Regions from separate parts of the Homo sapiens genome. Here region 2 is linked to region 1. Evidence: chromatin contacts called from ENCODE Hi-C data. All regions are on one chromosome and are shown on one strand. The core of a region is the stretch at or near the end of the contact, and the rest is flanking DNA. Distances in the headings are between cores, read along the strand shown. Region 1 overlaps CLMN (calmin). Region 2 overlaps CLMN (calmin).

Region 1 (4,308 bases), core at 1,779-4,278:
CTGCCACGTGTCAGATTCCAAGCACTTTGTAAATACCAGCTCTCATTTTATCTTCAAGGCAACCCTGCAATGCTGTGGGCTCTCATTATCCCCACTTTCCGTATGGGGACAGTGAGGGGGAGCAGCTTTCCCACCCTCTCAGAGCTGGTAAATGGTCGAGGCCAGGCAGCCTGGTTCTGAGGGCCTGCACTTGACCCCTGGTTGCTTTGGTTTTTAAATTTTTAAAACATTAATTAGTTGCTGCCCGACTTCAGCTGGCACACTCAGCACCCCCTGTTGCTCCTTTGGTAATTTCCGGCCCCTTGGAGAAGGAAGGACCACCCCGAGTCCACGGTCTTGGGCCCAGACCCAGCAGGACTGGAAGGAAGAGGCGCAGAGCCATAAAGTGGTCTGCAGGGAAGTTATTTTTCAATCAAGTTGGGCTTTGCCTCGCTAATCCTTCTCCTCCATGGGGGCTGAGTGCAGAAAACTCATCTCTGCATAAAGAGACCCCAGGCCTGGCTCGGGTCCTTGGACCCAAGTTTAGAACCTGTGCCTGGAGCTATGAGAATAAGTAAAAGGAAGGGAATGTGTCTCAGAAAACCACTAGGCTCTGAGGAGCTCCAGCACTCCAACAAAAGAGACAGTTGAACAATGGGAAGAGGTGCTGTTCACCAGCAAAGGCCCCACAATTCTCCCTGTGACACTGCATGTTCCCAGAATTACAGCCAATCTTTCTAAGACATTGAGAATATCATTTTTATGTGTGTGACCCTGAGCATAAAATTCCTTTACCTTTCTGAGCCTCAGTTTCCTCCTCTACAAAACAGAGATAATAATACCTATCTCTCAAGTGCCCAGAGCCATGCACAGAACTTAATAAATACAGGTTCCTAGTTTTCACACTCAAGGGTATACAATGACCTTTTTGATTCAGATGCTAGGTCGTCCTCGTTCTGTAACAAAAGAATTGTATTTATACAATCGAAGACATTCAGAATCGGACAAGTAGGGAACAAATGTGTTTTAAAGAGTGCAAAGACCACTTGACTAGGAGACGAGTCCCTTTTACTACATCTCTGATTTTATAGGGTTGGCCGGTGAGAATATGGGATTCGATTCACAGCCAGAATGATTGGATCCCATCCACAAAATGAATATCACATGCAGAGGCACAAAGCTTTCTTAGAATGCAGGATGGTGGGTGGTGGTTTTATCATCATTGTCTAAGAACCAAGAAGATGGACGTTGCCTTTGGCCCTGCGACACCCACCCCCCATTACACACACACATGAGATCATTGAGTGCAGACGCCAAATGCGTATTCCATACCACATGGGAAATAAAAAGTGCACTCAGGAAATCCAGAGGTTAGAGGAGGTGATGTTTGGCTCCAGGTGGTCCCTGGAGCAGATTTCCTGTACTGTCGTTAAGAACCAGCCCTCTCCTAATACCTTTGCAAGATCTCCTAGTCCTTGCCACCTTTTCTAGTGCTTGTCCTTTCCATTCTCCTCCCCTCCCAGCTCCCACATGCAAACATGTAGCTCATCATCTTGAGGCTTTGGGCCAGTCCCCCTATGTTTTTCAGAGGCCCCAAGCAATATACAGTATTCATGAGCCCTTGTTTATGCCTTAGTCCCCTGCATTCGTTCATTCTTTGTACCTGAAGTAAGAGACAGGCTTCCTGACTTAACGGGGTGACCTCCAATAGAGTTAATCTGCAGGGTTTTAGAACCTGGATGACATGCTCTGTAGCTCTTCAGGATGTGTAATTGTTTTGCATTTCTTGCTTTTGGCTCAGCCGCCAATATTTATGAACACTGCATGGCTTTTTGTGAAGAAGTTACATGTGGGGCAACATAACAGAGGGAAGAACACATCCCAGAGAGCCTGTTGCCTGTTATTTGTCTGCCGAGCCATCTTATCTTGAATTATTTTTCTCTGGCTTCATGAGAGAATGGAGTTGGAAGAGTTTTGCAGATTGTAAAGTGCTATAGAATTGCAAGTACCCACAGGCATTTATGCATAAAATGCTTATTACTGAAGTATGTATAGCAGCAGGAAAAAAACATTGGAACTAGCTGAAATATCCAACAATTGGGATATGGTTGAGTAAGCATTCTGTTTACCGTCACACATGATGGGTTTGTAATAACACAAGGATGTCTATTTTATCGTTCACCTGCAAGTAACAAAAACTTGACTTACAATGGCTTCATCAAAGAGGATTTCTTGATCATATACAAATAAGCCCAGAGAGAGACAGCCTGGCCCAGTTCTGGGGCCCAGTAGGGCCATTCAGGAACCAGCTACCTCTGTTCACTGCTCAGTCATTCTTAGCAGTGGCGGTTGTGTAATCCAGCTTCGCACCTTTGTTTTGGGAAGGCAGATTAAAGGAATGGGAACGGGGGCACACACCAGCATTGTCTGCCCCCTTTTAAAAAGCATTCCTGGAACCCCTACTCCCTGAGTTCCACTCCCAGCTCCTTGGCCAAACTTTGTTACATGGCTACCTCTGAGTGCAAGAAGGCTGGGAAATGGTTGTTTTTAAACCAGGAAGATTGCTAACTTGAAATTGGGTTCTGAGTGGGCAGATCATGAAGTCAGGAGATCAAGACCACCCTGGCTAACACAGTGAAACCCCGTCTGTACTGAAAATACAAAAAAAATTAGCTGGGTGTGATGGTGCACGCCTGTAGTCCCAGCTACTTGGGAGGCTGAGGCAGGAGAATTGCTTGAATCCGGAAGGCGGAGGTTGCAGTGAGCTGAGATCGCACCACTGCACTCCAGCCTGGGCGACAGAGGGAGACTCCATCTCAAAAAAAAAAGAAAAAGAAAAGGAAAGAAATTGGGATTCTGTTTGTTAGAAAGAAGGGGAAAATGGATATTGGGGAGGCAACCAGCAGCATCTGTCTCGGTCCACCCCATTAGCTTCCCAAGATATTTGTACATACCCTTTTCCAATACACAGACATGACTCACCTTCTTCCCAAGGGAGAGGGCTACAAAGTTTCATTATGTTATTGCAGCTAGGGTGCAAAGTCCAGGATCGGGCAGGACTGTGCCAGTTTCCCACCAGGTTTGAATGTGTCTGGTTCCTTGTGCTAATCAACTAAAAGACAAGTTATCTGCTCAACATGCAGTGATGAAGAGGAAGCAAGATAAATAGCAGTGACAACGGCTACCATTCAGGAAAGGCGAGAAAAGATATTGGGCAGGCAGCCAGCTGTGTCCACTATGCAGCATACCTTACTGGTGCACACACAATGTGGTCAAAATAGTGTTAAGCCATCAAAAATGCAACAAACGTAGAAGGAAGAATGAAAGGAAATCATTTGTCATAGAATAATTTAATCCATGTGCCTTTTTTTCTGTTGTAATTTTCAATTTTGTTCTACTGTAGATACCCACTCATTTTGTACAAAGAAAATTTTCTTGTCAAATATAACATTTGTAAATATTTCCCCCGATTGGTGTTGAAGACAGAAGATCAGAAATGCTGCACTATGTACAGGGTACATAGTAATTTTTTGTAAATAAAACATAAAACTTTTATCAAATATATACTTATGGTAGAAAAAATATACAGGCAAGCTTATGATAAAAACGTTGTTTCCTATTCCAGTTCCCCCCACTGCAGGCTTGTTTATGCAGGGAAGCCCTTTTATGGCATTTAGACTTTGAAGACAGGATTCTTCCCTTGCAGAAGGGAAGAACTGACTAAAATATTTGAAATTGCAAATAACCACCAAAAGCACGCATCCATCTGCAGAGGGACCCTCCAAGGTGGCAGGCAGCATTGCAGGGGGTGGTGACCTAATTTGGAAGGACTTGGAATACTTCTGCTAATGATTTCCTTGTGGTTTACTGGGACATGCTATGAGTGACATCTGGTGTCCTGGTCAGGGACGAGGTCAACGGACAGTACTGTGTAATGGTTAGGGATGTGAGCTTTAGGGCCAGGCCTGGGGTTCAAACCTCGCTCTCATTTCTTCGATGGGTAACCTAACGTCTCTGTGCCTTGGTTAGCACAGCTGCAAGATGGGGATCAGAAATATTTGAGTCAAGGTCTCTATGTTGCTGTTTTTAACATTCATTGGTTTATTTAAAATTTCCCAATTCTTCTTGCCCTAATTTTGGCATTTTATATTTTCTTAAGAATTTTAGTTATGTTTTCAAACTTTCAGAATACAATGATTTTTTAAAATATTTTAAAAAATTGTCTGAATCAAAGCCCATACATTGCAACGAGCTGGTGTGTCTCTTAAGCCTCTCTTGACAAGTTTCTTTTCCCCTCTTTCCTCTTTTTTTTTTTTCATTTGCAGTTTG
Region 2 (4,366 bases), core at 1,466-3,965, 43 kb before region 1:
ACACAGGGCAGGGAGAGAAAGGAAGATGAAGTAGGAGGAGGGGTGTGCAAAGGAGACTAGCACAGGGATTTATCCTAATCCTCACCATCACACCTGAAAATAAGTGCCCTTTTCTACAAGGTAGAGACCAGGAGGTAACTTCCCAAGATCATGTGACTCGGAAGGGACAGGTGAGGGAGGGGGAGCCGGAATGTGGATGCAGGTCTGTCTCCAGGGCCTTTCTGTTGGACAGGATCCTTCCCCGCGGATGCCTCTTGGCCCAGACTGGGTGCAAGGCCTGCCCCGTGCATGCCAGACAAGCACACGTTCTGCCCCCAGCCCTTCTCCTTCCAGAGGTGCCCTAAGAGATTGTGTCCTGAAACCCAGCTTTTTCCTGCTTCATTGCAGCGATCTTAACTGTAATTCTGCTGTTCTGTTTTCTTGGTTAAATTTTGTCTTCCCCGTGCAAGCAGGGGCCATGCCTTTTCCTCATCTTTGTAGTCTGTCCAGTCCCTGGCACATAGTAGGTGCTTAGCAAATATTTCTGGAAATATAAGTGAATCCAGCCCACTCCCCCACCCATTCTTTGGCAGGCAGGCTGACTGCACGCACTCTCCTGGCTGTTTAGGGTGAGGTAGGTAGGAAGAGGTTCGCCTGGGGAGTGGGGAAGCCCTCCAGCCAGACTTCTGGCCTCCTCCTCCTCCTCCTCCTCTTTGGTGTCACCCTCCAGCCAGGCAGTGGGGCTGGCACCTTCCCTGCTGGCGTTTGGTAAGTTTTAGCTAAAACGCTAAGTGAGAGACTGAGGAGGGAGTGGGAGGGAGTTTTTCCTTGTTTTCTACTTCATGTTGCCTCATTCCGTACCACGTAGAACAACACCAGACTTGGTTTCTAGAGACTGCAGGTTTGTGTGATGGTCCCGAGACCCTTGGGAAAGGAAGGAGCCTGGACCCCATTCTCAGCCTCACAGGACAGCTCAGCCAGGGGATGTGTTGTTGCCTCAGATTTATTTTTCCATTTCACAAGCCAGAGAGGGCTGCGGGGCGGGGGTGGGTGGGAGACAGGGGGCGCAGTACACCCACATGTCTCTGCCCTTCTTATCCAGTGCTGGGGTCTGTGCAGCTCGTTCCTGCCTGCTGGGAGCAGGTGCACAGAGCCCATTCTCCTGGTCTTGAATCCATAGAGAATGACAGTGAAGATCAGAGGCTGACAGACTGCCTAGGGAGGCCTCAAGATATGTATGGTTATTTGATTTGATTTAAAAACAAGTCAGAGAAAACTTGAAAATAGGGAGGAAGGGAGGAAGGAGGTATTGAGAGAAGGAAGGAAGGAAGGAGGGAGGGAAGGAAGGAGGGAGGGAAGGAAGGAGGGAGGGAGGAAAAGAAGGAGGGAGGGAGGGAAGGAAGGAAGGAGGGAGGGAGGGAAGGAGGGAGGGAAGGAAGGAGGGAGGGAGGAAAAGAAGGAGGGAGGGAGGGAAGGAGGGAGGGAAGGAAGGAGGGAGGGAGGAAAAGAAGGAAGGAGGGAGGGAAGGAAGGGGGGGAAAGAAGGAGGGAGGGAGGGAAGGAAGGAGAGAGGGAAGGAGGGAAGAAGGGAGGGAAGGAGGGAGGGAAGGAGGGAAGGGAGGGGAGGGCAGGGATTTTCCATCTCATTTACCCTGACATAGTTATTGTCATTTTAATTTTTTTATTTCTAACCATCTCCCAAATACATTCCTAGTGGTTCTCATGGCCATGGACGGCTATGTGCAAAATTGCATTCTGCTCTGTGTCACTTACCCACTTCTTTCTCCTGCTCCGTGGTTACCCCTGGATGATCATGTTTGTGGCCGGTTGGATGTGCTGGGGTGCAATTAGCCATGTCCCTGGAGGAGCAGACCCACACCGGGCACCCGTGCTCTCACAGGCCTGCGCTTTTGGAGCTTCATCTCGCCCTCCCTGAGCTGGTTCATGTTAATTTAATCAGGCTATGCTGATTTCTCTCCAGCTCCCAGCAAATCCTAGCTCGTGGGAAAGCTGGTGTTTTTAGTGGGGGCACAAGCATAATGGTCCCCACCCTCCCCTACCACCAGCCTGGGAATCTGCAGAGCAGGTGAAGTCAGAGGGTACCGTCGGTCCCCGTGAGTGTGCAGGGCAGAGCTTGCTTAGGCTTTTGACCTGAAGTTATTTAAATTCAAGGACATTTCTTAGAGGAAGGACAAAAATCAATAAGGGAGACAGTAAGGCTTTTACTTACACCTCCTGGAGGGCCATGGAGCCTGTGACCCAAGATGCAGGGGGTGGAGGTGGGGGTGGGGGTGGGGGTGGGGGACCCTTGGGGGGCAGATCTCATTACTGGTGTTTGTTTGTGTTGTTATTTTAAACCATCCTAGGGGAGCTTATGAAATCTCTGGAGACTTTTAAAAATAGCATAGTTTCTGGTTTTAAAAGTAGTACATGTCCACTGTATAAAATATGGAAAAATACAAAATGTTCCAAATGATGCCACCCAGAAATGACTACCATTTACCTTTTGATGCATTTTCTTTTTGGGCTTTTTCCCTGTGAATGTGTCGAGTTTTAACATAAATGGTGTAGAGGGTGTTAAGGACGTGTAGTTGTGTGGAGTGAGCCGCTGAATTCTCTCCATGCCTCAGTCCCCCTATCTGTGAAATAGGCCCAAAAGTCAGACCTTCCTCTCGGGCTTGCAGTGAGGCCAGATGAGGACGTGGGAACACGTCAACCCTTGGCACAGTGCCAGGAACACAGTCAGTTCTCAATAAATGCTTGTCATTGCCATTAGCAATTTCAGTCCACCATGTATATAATTTTGGATCCTATTTTTTTTCACTTTGTGTTCTGACCTCAGAATTTTCCCATGTTTTAAATGTTGGGTAACCAGCATTTTTGGGGCTGCATGCGCATTCTTTCTGTGGCTGACTTAACTGCTGTTGGCCATCCACGGCTTCTCCAGCTTTGCATGCTTTTTGGTACCTCCTGCTGAACCTCCTTGCACGTTCATTCTTGTCCCCATTTCTGGTGATCTTAGAGGACAGATACCTAGATGTGGAAATATTGGGTCACAGGCTATGGGAATTTATCTATGGGGCTCTGAATAACGTACGCTCAGCTCACTTTTAAGGAGGAGGACAGGGCTCCCCATTCCCCAGCGAGGTTTGCTGGGGCCAGTCTGACTCCGTCTCTCCTGGAGCTTTCACCTGGGCTTGGTGTTTATTTGCAGAAGTGATAATCCCCAGCCGCACCTGCAACCTGGAGCTCTGGGGATGAGAAACAGCTCCTGTGGCCAATGATATTTCCAGGAGGATGTGTGTCTGGGTTTTTTTGGCACAGGCAGCATGCGGTCCCAGGTATTAGCCAGCCCCGAGACGCAGGAGCTGCAGGGATGCGGCTCCATGTGGGCGGGATAAATCTGTTTACAGGCCATCGCCATGGCTAGGCTGCCTGGCTCCCATTTCACAGGCGCCTGCAACAGGTGGTTTCCTGGATGGCGAGCCAAGCCCCAGGCAGACAGGAAGGCTCACGCCCAGGCTCAGCTGGGTGGGTGAATGTTGTCATCAGTAACCAGGGACGCTGTCACAGCCCGGGTTCCACTCTGGCCAGCTAAAGCTTTTTCCAAGGTGGTTTCTTTTTAAATTGTTCTTGCCCTTTGGGAGAGGAAGAAATTAAGAATTTGACAGAAGAGCGTGGTCAGCTCGGAGCCCAGCAGGTGCCTAGAAGGATATTAATAATCATAGCAGCATCAGCAGCTGCGTTCCTGGCAAGCACGTGTTTGTGTCATCTCTGCTGCAAGCACAGGAGCTCCATGTCCTTGGTATTATTAGTTATTCTGCGTCGGTATCCCTAGGCTACCACCCTTCATAGAACCAGCATTCATTGAGCACCTACTGCATACCACAGCACTAGGGTGGGGATAGGAATACTGAGAAGCTGTTCTGACGCTCGGGAGCTGAAAGCACCATAAGGAGGTCCGTGGGTTTCCTAGGGCTGCTGTAACAAACTTACACAAAGTGAGCACTTACAAGCAATGCAGATGTGGCATCTCACAGTTCTGGAGGTCAGAAACCTGAGGCAGTCTCACTGGGCTAAATTCAAGGCACTGGTAATACTGCGTTCCTTCTGAAGGCCCCAGGAGAGAATCTGTTGCCTTGCCTGTTTTAGTTTCTAGAGGGCCCTCATATTTGTTGGCTTGTGGCCTGTTCCTCCATCTTCAAAGCCAGCAGCGTCTCAACTCTCTCTGACTCTGTTTCCATCAACTGTCTCTTCTCTTCTGTCTTCTGGATCACATCTCCCTCTGTCTTCCTCTTATAAAGACCCTTGTGATTACATTTAAGGCCCTCCCTGAGACTACGGGAAAACTTCTCCATCTCAAGATCCTTAACACATCTGCAAAGTCT

What was found. A loop is a pair of places that touch in the nucleus more often than their neighbours do. Pooled maps may share reads with other maps.
Region 2: a loop to region 1 is called in a pooled map, with 4 times the contacts of the local background. The contact joins two enhancer-like sites. A Hi-C loop is called at or near these places in 4 of 168 maps with a recorded cell type or tissue (dorsolateral prefrontal cortex, endothelial cell of hepatic sinusoid, heart left ventricle and 1 more) and 3 of 50 pooled maps.

The regions. Positions count from the first base shown.
Region 1 is chr14:95,248,099-95,252,406 of GRCh38, reverse strand. The region is part of intron 1 of CLMN (calmin); the gene reads left to right. Among named protein-coding and RNA genes, the nearest start is that of CLMN, 70 kb to the left of the region's middle. Within about 2 kb of position 3,028, at least 10 of the 41 ENCODE cell types and tissues checked have a DNase peak (open chromatin) inside an H3K27ac peak, as active enhancers do.
Region 2 is chr14:95,290,345-95,294,710 of GRCh38, reverse strand. All of the region lies in intron 1 of CLMN (calmin), which reads left to right. Among named protein-coding and RNA genes, the nearest start is that of CLMN, 27 kb to the left of the region's middle. Within about 2 kb of position 2,715, at least 22 of the 41 ENCODE cell types and tissues checked have a DNase peak (open chromatin) inside an H3K27ac peak, as active enhancers do.